Linked DNA regions of Mus musculus: region 2 is linked to region 1. Evidence: chromatin contacts called from ENCODE Hi-C data. All regions are on one chromosome and are shown on one strand. The core of a region is the stretch at or near the end of the contact, and the rest is flanking DNA. Distances in the headings are between cores, read along the strand shown. Region 1 has its middle 3.7 kb from the start of Nlrp3. Region 2 holds the start of Olfr223 (olfactory receptor 223).

Region 1 (5,025 bases), core at 792-3,291:
TTCTGAGCTTTTGTGTCTTTTGTCTCCCGTATGCCTTTTCTGCTTCTGTTGTATTTATGCCTATTCCCCTCTTGTTGTATTTTCTTTTGTTAATTTCTGAAGTCTTCATGAGGGTTTCTTTAAGAAAATCATTACTTTTATTTGAGATAACGGAGCCACCCCCAGCTCTGTTGAAAAGTAGCTGTAGAGCTCAGGAGGCAGAGGCAAGCAGATTTCTGCGGGGTTAAAAGCCAGTCTGGTCTACACAGTGAGTTGTAGAACAACCAGGGCTATGTAGCGAGACCCTGTCGCAAAAAAGAAAGGAAGAAAGAGAGAAAGAAAGAAAGAAAGAAAGAGAGAAAGAAAGAGAGAGAGAAAGAGAGAGAGAGAAGTTAGAAGGGAGTTGGAGAGATAGTTCAGTGGTTAAAAGCACCTGTTGCTTCTTCAGGGGACCTGGGTTTGGTCCCCAGAACTTAAGGCAGGAAAGGTTTATTTTAAACATTTAAAATTTTTATTTATTTTTATTTTATGTGTATGAATGTTTTGCTGTATGTCAGTGCACAATGTGTATGGTACTCTTGGAGGCATTGGAATCCCCACAACTGAAATTACAGAAGGTTGTAAGCTGTCACGTGACTGCTGAAAACCAAACCCAGGTCCCCTGTAAGAGCAGTGAGTGTTTTTAAATGTTGAGCCATCTCTCCAGCCCTGGACAGGTTTATTTTAACTCAGGGTTTCAGGGGGATTTCAGTCTCTCATGCTGGAGAAGGCAAGGTGTATAGAGTAGCTCCATCTATAGAGGTGGGAGTGTATGGTTGCAACCCGCTGGAGGCAGAGTGCAGCCCTGATCCAGAAATGAATTAAACCTTCTAGTCTTGCTCTGCCATCAGGGTCCGGTGCTCTAAATGTTCTACAACCTCCCAACACAGCGCCACCTGCTGGGAGTCAGTGGTGCGACCCCATGAACTTCTGGTAGACATTTCATATTTAAACCCTAACCCCTTGTCTTCTGTGGCTTATTTGATGTACTTAAAAATGTTATTCTAGAAAGGATCCATATCTGCCTCGGGCCCACAGTGGGGTCGCGGCTCAGGCAGATGAATCCAGACTTCCTGCTTTCATCTGCTTTTGCTGCTCTGCTCTGAGGGGCGTGGTCCTCTGAAGGCTGATGAGAATCTTGACACATATCCAACCCCTCACACCACAGATTTCTTGTAATTTAACTTGGCCTACTCCGTTGTCTCAAAGCAGCAGCGTCCACTCCCCACTGATCACAGAAAACCTCCTGCTCCTATACACACACCCCTCTTAGCGTGTCGCAGCTGTGTCCCACAGTGGTCAAAGCCTTTGGGGGGTTAGTTTGCAAATTTAATTCAGCATTTACGAGGAGGGATCAGAGGTTCAGGGACATGGATTCCTGCCAGTGTGAGCAGCTTATGTGCAAATCCCACGTTCTGTTTAACTCCCCCATGGTATCATCTTACCCTCCTGTAACTATAGGAACAAGCCTGTCCTGTTCATCATGTAGCTAGCTGCTCCTAGCCTAAGTCTTTCCTTTTCTCTTTAGTAGGTTGTCTTTGTACCAAATGTTAGTGTGAGTTTTGCTTGGTTTTTGTTTCTCTCGAGTTTATTCGACTTTAAATAACTTGTGGTAGCCTTCCGTTTCAGGTCACTGTTTAGAGTAAGCTTTTGGGGCTCAATAAAGGCAGTCTTTTTATTTCCCCGTGTACTCCTCTGCCTCTGTGGGGCTTGTGTTTTCACGAGATACGCCGAGAATTGCTGTGTGTCCCGGCAATATTTGTTGGTTTTGATCTTCTCATATCTGCAACGAGTTAGGAAGCATGGGGATTGTCTTCTTGACCAAATGTCATTATCACCAGAGGATCTTTTAAAACATCAGAACAGTATAACACCACTTTGTTCTTCCACTTTTGACCGTTGTCTTACAGAAGAGGCAGTGAGTGGGGGCGGGGCCATCAAGTGGTTGCCACGTTTGGGGTTTGGGGGCGCTATTGAGCCTGCAGGCTGGAGCACTGCCTGTTCTCCAGGAGCCTCCCGTTTCTCTAAGTGACCCGCATTCTGCAATGGCTGCAGCCAGCTTACAATTGCACAATTCCTCCTCAGAACATTTCTGCTGACTTCCTAGCTCCACAGAAATCTACTAGAATGGCTGGCTTTGTAAATAAGACTGCCAATTCTAGAACCACGTGCTGGCAAGGAGGCGGAGCCGGTGGGTCCCGCACACCCTGCGGTGGAAAGCAAAGGCAGGGCAACCATTTTTCAAGTTGTCTGGCAATGCCTTCATCAAGTTTGTGCTGCAGTAACAGAGTAACAGGCCTGAGCTTTCTGGATCTTAATACAAACAGCGCTGTGAAGAGAGCATTGTGAGGAGGCGGCACATTTATTTCCTTTGCCTGTATACCCAGAAGGATAGCTGAGTCCGCTGATATTCTATTTCTAATTTATTTAGAACCTCCATATTGGTTTCCCACCACGGCTGTACAGATTTATATTTTCAGCCGCATGGAGTCGTTCCTTTTTCCCTAGCCAACATTTATTGTCTTTTTGGTAATATTTATTCTACCAGGCTTGAGCTAATGTTTCATTATGGTTTGTGTTTGCTTGTCTGAGGCAGAGATGTATGACTGAGGCTGGCCTGAACTCACTGTGTAGCTCAGGCTGGCCATAATCTTGTGAGGACCTTCCTGTCTCAAACTCCAGAATGCTAGGATTACAAAAAAGGGCTTCTGTGCTTGGCTTGGTTCCAAATAAAAAGATGATGATGATGATGGTGGTGGTGATGATGGTGATGATGATCTACAGTACTGACCAACCAGGCAGGAGGAGTCTACTGGTGCTATCGTGTTGTAGGAAGAAACCAACCAATTTCCTATTGGATTTGAGCCCTGAACATAAGAGGGAATTCATATTTAGTATTATAAACATGATCAAACTCCAGTTTCAGGGGTTTGACCTCTTCCGACCTCCCTGGGCACTAAGCACATGGCAGGTATATCTATATACATGCAAGCAAAACACTTTTTATTTATTAATTTATTTATTTAAGCAAAAACACTTGTACACATAAAATAAATAAATCTAAAAATATGTTTGTTTGTTTGTTTGTTTTAAAAAAACACAGTACCCATTCCATACCCAGGAGACAGCGTTTTATATCTCCATCTCCTTCCCTGCCTCTTCATTCCTTTCTGCCCCCGCCTGTTCACAATGTTTCCCAAGCCTCACGTGAGTGAAATGCATGTCCCACCTAGGACTGACGTACAATAGTCTCTCCTTTAAAGATGTTTTCAGGCCAGGCGTGGTAGTGTACACCTGCAATCCCAGCGCTCAGGAGGCACAGACAGGCAGATCTCTGTGAGTTTGAAGCCAGCCTGGTCTACATAGCAAGTTTCAGGATAGCCAGGGCTACAAAGAGAGGAGGCTCTGTCAATAATAGTAATAATAATAATAACAATTTTATAGTCAATTTTATTGATGAACATTTTACAGTTCCTTGAAATTATGTCTGTTTGTTTGCTTTTTTGGAGGGGGCGAGGCATGCCACAGCACAAGTCAGAGGACAGCTTGTAGGAGCTGTTTCTCTCTCTCAACCATGCGGGTTTCAGAGATTGGACTGGGGCCATCTTTTACTTGCTGAGCCATCTTGCTGACCCTTCACCAACTCTTATGTGGGACTGGGGACCAAATTGAGGGCTTCATACATTCCAGGAAAGTACTCTATCTACGCTCTGTCTACAGCTTCTTGTCATTTTGATTTGCTATTATCTGAGGACTGGTGACGTTGAACACACACTCCTGTGGGCTTTTGACTTCCTTTTTTGAGTGGTGTTTGCTCATCCTCCTATGATGGAGTTGAATGAGAGTCTTGCATATTTTTGCTATTAACTGCTTATCTAACCTGTGGTTTACAAATGTCTTCTTCAAGGTCATTAGTGGCTTCTTTGAGCCACTCTTGTGTCCTCAGAGCTTTTGAGTTCGATTGATTGGTCTTGGTAGCTTATTTTGCCTCTTGCTGTGTTGCTTTTTGGGAGATGCCTAAAAACCTTCACTACTGTATCAACAGGCTTTCCCTGTCTTCTAGGCTTTTGGGGCTTCAGATCTGCTTAGGCCTTTAGCACTCTGAGTGGATTTAAATGTGGTGTGAGATCAGATAGTTTTATTCTTCAGCATGTAACTATCCAGATTTCTGGAGACCAACCTAGTAATGCTTTTTGCGTTTTGCAGTACTTGGGACCCAGTCGTTGGGCATACCCAGGGTCTTGGGCACGCTCAGTAAGGCAGGGGGCTCCTGTCTTCCTGAGTCTGGCTGGTCTGCTTCTCTTCAGCCTTAGCATTTGCATTCCTGTTGCTTCTGTCCCTGAATCAGCAGAGTCTCTGCCCTTTCACCTGTAGAGTAGCATGAGGAGCTGCCTCATTCAGGACACTGAGAGAGTACCTCTTGCTCAGAGTTGGTTGGAGTCTCTGCCATGGTCAGACAGTGGTTCTACAGTGACCAAGGGTGGCAGAGAAGCAGGTCTGAGCGGCCATCAGTTCCCTTGTCCTTCGGGGTGTAAAGAAAGCCAAGCACTTTGGCTTTTTCCTGGGACACAGCCACCTCAGCCTGACAGGTGAGACCAAAAGTCATGGAGTAAGACTTATGCTTTTAAAACTAACAGGAGATGGAGAACACTTGGAGCTGCGTGCTGACCACCTCCATGCCAGGAGAAAGAAATTAGAATCTAGGGTTTCAAAGCCTGATTCTGTCCTCAGCTCTCCACACACTGGTTCTGCTTGCCACTGCTTATGTCCCCCTCTCTGGGATCCTAGGCCTCACTGAGCTGCTCGCTGCCTGTGCTGAGCCCTGAGGTTTCACTTTTTCCCATTGTTTCTAAAGGCTTCTGCAGGGAACCCCCGGGAATTCTGGTCTGCAGCTTAGGCTTACACTCAGAACTCTATTGCTTGGGTTTGGAAAATCCATCCAGATGAGTAACTGCCAATCCGTCTTTGACAGTGATGCAAGCTTGTTCACGTCTTGAAGCCACATCC
Region 2 (5,025 bases), core at 1,138-3,637, 52 kb after region 1:
TAGGACAAACATGGGCACATCTGTGAGGGCTTTCTAGATTAGGTTACCTGTGGAGAAGACCTAAGTATGAGATGTATCATCCTATGGGCTGGATTCCCGGACTGAATACAAAGGAGGAAGTGAGCTGAGCACCTGCATTCCTCTTTCCCTGCTTCTGTTTGTGGATGTAGCATGGCCAGCCATCACAACCTCCCCTTCCATGATGTCTTCAGAGATGACACCCTTGATGTGTGAGCAAGCATAATCTTTTCCATAAGACACTTATCCAGTGTTTTGTTGCACCAGTGAGACAATGTTTAATACCACACCCCAAAGAATGGAGTCACCCATAGCTCTGGCATAAGACTAATGCTAATTCAATAGAGACAAACCCATACTCTCTCTTGGATCAAACCCCTGTTCAACTGCTGCTGCTTGGCAGGTATGCATTAAGTGGGTGGAGCTTCACAGACGGGCCCTTTCTAGTCTGTAAAATATAGTGAAATAGGTAAATTCAGCAGATGTAAGTGATAAAGTATAAATAGTAAAATGCCACATAAAGACACCGAGTGATGATCGTCTTAAATGATTTGGGAAAAGTGAAGCAAATATACAATGGTGTTGTTACAGTGATTACTTCACATTCATAATGAAGTTAATTGTGTTGGCATAGATGAGGTAAGGGTGTGATTACTTGTAGGTTGGCAAAGTGTTTGAAGGAAAAGGAAGATACAGGATTCTCAGACAGAAGAGGTTAAAATAGTTCGAGTAGGTGCCTGGAGAAATCTAATGAAATCTGCTTAAAATTCTTACTTAGAGCTTTAAAAAAAAACTTTTAATGTTTTCTTAGCAAATGTTAATGATATAATAATAGGTTTCATAATGCATATAATTTATTTTTAATAATATTTACATCCCTATTATCTAATTATATCCGTCTCACTTCTGGTGATCCTGTTCTTCCCAACTGGTCATCTTCAACTTTCACGTGGGTTTTTTTTCTTGTTTGTTTGATGACCAATGAGTTTATTTGGGGTTATTTACAGGAACGTAGGCTATGGACTATTGACAGAGGCATGGATGGATGACTTATCAGTGGCTACATCACTGAAGGGACTGTGTCCGTTCCCCCCCTTTTTAAGAGCATGTGACCAAAGAGCAATTACTAGAAGGGATTTATAGACAACACTTTTCTTTCAGTATTCAGAAGATCTATAGGCCATTTCCCTGTTCCCTCTGTGGATAGAAATATCTGGGAAGAGTCCAGAAAAGTGCAGTGGCCCTATCTAGAATTCTAGAAGACAGAAGTCTCTGGTCAAAAGAGTCTTTGTTGTTATCAGAGTGGCGGACTTTGAGAGGTGAGAATTCCAGCCTAAGGTCTTACGTTTTTGGAAAAGCAAACCTGCCAGCACTAACTTACATATGGTAGCTGGAGAAACCAGACAGAGATCACTGGCCTTTCAAAGATATCCCCTTACTCTGGGATGTTAGGACCTTCTTCCAAGCTTCCTTCACATCCTTGTTTCTCAGAGTGTAGATGAGTGGGTTGAGGAGCGGGGTGAAGACACAGTAGAAGAGGGACAGGAACTCGGACTGAGTGTTGTTGCCTGGTGGCTGGAGGTACGTGTACATACCAGGTCCAAAGTACATGGTGACCACGAGCAAGTGAGAAGTGCATGTGCTCAAAGCCTTGCGCCTTCCCTCAGCTGAGGGTAACTTCAGCACAGCCCTAGCAATGAAGATGTAAGAGATGAGCACTGTCAAAGGAGACACTATTCCAAAAGGAATAGCTCCCAAGGCTAGGGACAGGTCGTTTGTGGTGGTGTCACTACATGCCAGTTTAATCAAAGCAGGCACCTCACAGAAGAAGTGGTCCAGTGTGTTTTTCGCACAAAGGGTAAGGTAGAGGGTGAGTGTAGCTTGAACCAGAGAATTGGCCAGGCCACTGGCCCAGCATACAGCTGCCAGCCACACGCATGCCCAGAGATGCATGATGAGCACATATCGGAGGGGACAGCAGATGGCCACATAGCGATCAAAAGCCATTACTGCCAGCAGAGCGCTTTCGGTGCAGCTGGTCCAGTGGAAGAGGTAGGCCTGCGCAATGCAGCTCCAGGAGGCAATTGTCTTTTCTGGGCCCCAGAGATTGACTAGCAACTGTGGGACAATGGTGCACGTGACACAGAGGTCCAGCAGAGACAGGTTGTCTAAGAAGAAGTACATGGGTGTTTGGAGCCTAGGCTCCACCAAAGAGAGGACGATGATAGAGCTGTTTCCTATCATGGTGAAGATGTAGGAGATCAGAAGCACTCCAAAGAGGGGCATCTCCAGCCATGGGTGATCAGAGAAGCCCACCAGAACAAATGTGTCGGGGAAACTCACATTCTGCCTTTCTGTGGTCACCTGCATTGTGTATGCCTGTATGGGAAAAGACAATATTTGAAGGTAAAAAACATTTTTCCCTTTTAATAAGTCCAAGGCAACATCTTCAAAAAGCCCACTGAATTTGTGATGTTGTGTTAGAGAGATATTCTCCACGGGTGCTTTGAATAGTTTCCCAGAACCTAGCTGGTTTCATATATTGCTCAGCAGTTAAATTACAAGTCAGGTTAGAGTGAAACTATCCAAGGTATAATGAAGATATTTACCCAAAGCCTCATCTCTCAACTAGGGATTTGTTCGCAAGCCTCACTCTGCCTCCTTGCTTCTGTGATTCCTTGCCTCCTAATAAGTTAGCCTTAGCAAGCTTCCACCCCTTTAGTGCGTTCAGCAAACACGATGCTGCAGTTTCATCCAGGAAGGTCAGGCTTTCTTTCACTTGGCATCTCTTTCAAGATGAGATTTGAGGGAAACACTACCTAATGTTTCCTTTAAGTGCAGGTAGACCAAGGGCGCTGGGACTCAGATGGGAAGTCAGAAACTTGAATTTGTAACACACGGACACATCTCTGCGGACTCTTTATACTCAGGGAGGTCAGCTCTCATTTTGCCCCAGATTTTATCATGGCGATGTGAAATTGAAATCGAATTCACTTAACTAATTTAAATATATAGGTTTGTTATTTTAAAAAATGCATTTTATTACCATTTTCCACCATCCACCTGTAGAGTCATTACTTCTATCAAACTCAATCAATTCCTATCAAACAGTATCCTCCTGACTACTACAGTTCCAGAACCCAGCACCCATCATTCTAGGGACTTATTTTTTTGTTATTATTTCCATTAGTCTAATTATCCCAAAGTAATTTCATTGAACTATATTTGTAACTTTTTCATTGGCTTATTTCATTTACACCATCTCACCTAGATTCATCTATGCTCTAGGCTAAGTCAGGATTTCCTACTTTTTAAAAGGCCAATTAACACTAATTTTATGTTTGCTGTCTTTTGTCTTTACCCACAAACCCTGAGCACATCTGTATTTTGCCTATTGGAAACACTGTTGCTGTAAATGTGGTTTTCCAAACACCACGTTGAGATTTAGCTTCAATACTTTTAGTATGTACTCAAAAGTGGAACGTCTGGATTTTATTGTAATTATATTTTTTATGCTGTATTGCAGAATCTTTGTTCAATTTAGCTTCCCACCACCAGGGACTGCTTTCTACACTCTCATTAGCACTTATTATCCTCACATAGCAAAGAGATGATGTAAAATCTACCAATTTTTTTTTTATTCTCAACTCTCTGCTCTACAGAGAAACGGCCAGCTGGATCCAGGAAGGAGGCCTTAGGTGTCCCAGAGCAAATTCCATATTCACAGGAAGTTCCACAACATAGAGCGGAAAGCAGACACAAAGAGGAGGCTGGCAATGACCCAGAACAGTTCCTGACCCAAGAGTAAGATTAAAGATAAAGCCTTTGGTCCTGGTACCAAGTGAACAAAGAAGAATGATACTTCAGCCCTACTACAACTTGGCCCTCTCATGGACATTGTAAATGTTGCCACTGAAAGAAGCAACAGGACTTAAAGCAACCAACTGCAGATGCACAAGATCTGTGCAGAAGCAAAAGCAACAACATGAAAACCAAGATAGCATGTCTTCTCCAAAAATCACGAACCACACAGTAAGGTACCCAGTGAGCATGAGTTGGGAGAACCTCCAGATGAAGAATTCGAAAGAATGCTTATTACTGTGTTCCAAACACAGAAAGGAGGAGTTGGAGAGATGGCTCAGTGGTAAAGAGCACTGACTAGTGTTCCAGAGGACCTGAGTTCAATTCCCTGCACCTACATGGTAGTTCACAACTGTCTGCAGCTCCTATTCCAGGGGACTCAACATCCTCACGCAGATATACATCCAGTCAAATTATCAATGTACATAAAATTAAAAAAAAAAACCCGCACAAAAAAACCTGCACAAAAAGAAGACACAGAAGCACTCTAATATCAATAAAGAGTTAGAATTGCTGAAGAAAAAAATCAAGCTAAAATGATGCTGAAAATTTTTTAAAAATTAAACAAAATAAAATAAAACAGAACAAATGGAAAGCTCACCAGAAGCCTTACCAATAGAATGGGCAGGTTCAGAACAGGGCATCAGAGCTGGATCGTGAGACAGAATGGCATCACCTAGTGAAAACCAGTAATAATGAAGAAAAACTACGGTGCCACCAGGAACCAGACTCAGTTTAAATCCTTTCCATCTTGTCTTCACATTAAGCTGTTTCAGCAATCTTCAGAGATTTCAGCCCTCCTTGCATTCTATTATTGCTAAGGTCATATGAACCTTCAGAACTTCAGTGGATAGCTCTGGGCCTGGTTCTGGTCTGGTTGTGCCCCATAGCTCACTTCTCCCAGGAATGAGTAGGTAGGTTATACACGGGGCTACTCAGATTTCATAATCAACCTCCGTACGATCAGCCTCATTCTTCCTTTAGACACCACTCCACAAGAGTGCTCAAGTCAGGATGGCCTGGTTAGCTCCTCACAGCACATGCAGTGACTGCCACCCAGATTTCTTTGCAAGTGATTTCTTCCTATAATCTAAACTTCTTCTTATTTCTGCTCCTACATGCTACCCAGAACTCTCAACTTAGCTC

The links. Hi-C counts contacts between places; a loop is a spot of excess contacts on that map.
Region 2: a map of CH12.LX shows a loop between it and region 1 (2.0-fold over the local background). The contact joins the promoter of Olfr223 here to the enhancer-like site in region 1. A Hi-C loop is called at or near these places in 5 of 37 maps with a recorded cell type or tissue (CH12.LX, CH12F3, Patski and 2 more).

The regions. Positions count from the first base shown.
Region 1 is chr11:59,536,501-59,541,525 of GRCm38, forward strand. No RefSeq gene overlaps it. Among named protein-coding and RNA genes, the nearest start is that of Nlrp3, 3.7 kb to the right of the region's middle. Within about 2 kb of position 2,042, at least 1 of the 3 ENCODE cell types and tissues checked has a DNase peak (open chromatin) inside an H3K27ac peak, as active enhancers do; it is gastrocnemius, where a contact is called at or near this core.
Region 2 is chr11:59,587,700-59,592,724 of GRCm38, forward strand. It overlaps Olfr223 (olfactory receptor 223), which reads right to left and starts at 2,388. Exons shown (of 1, transcript NM_146429.1): 1 at 1,429-2,388. The coding sequence starts at 2,388. The coding sequence ends at 1,429.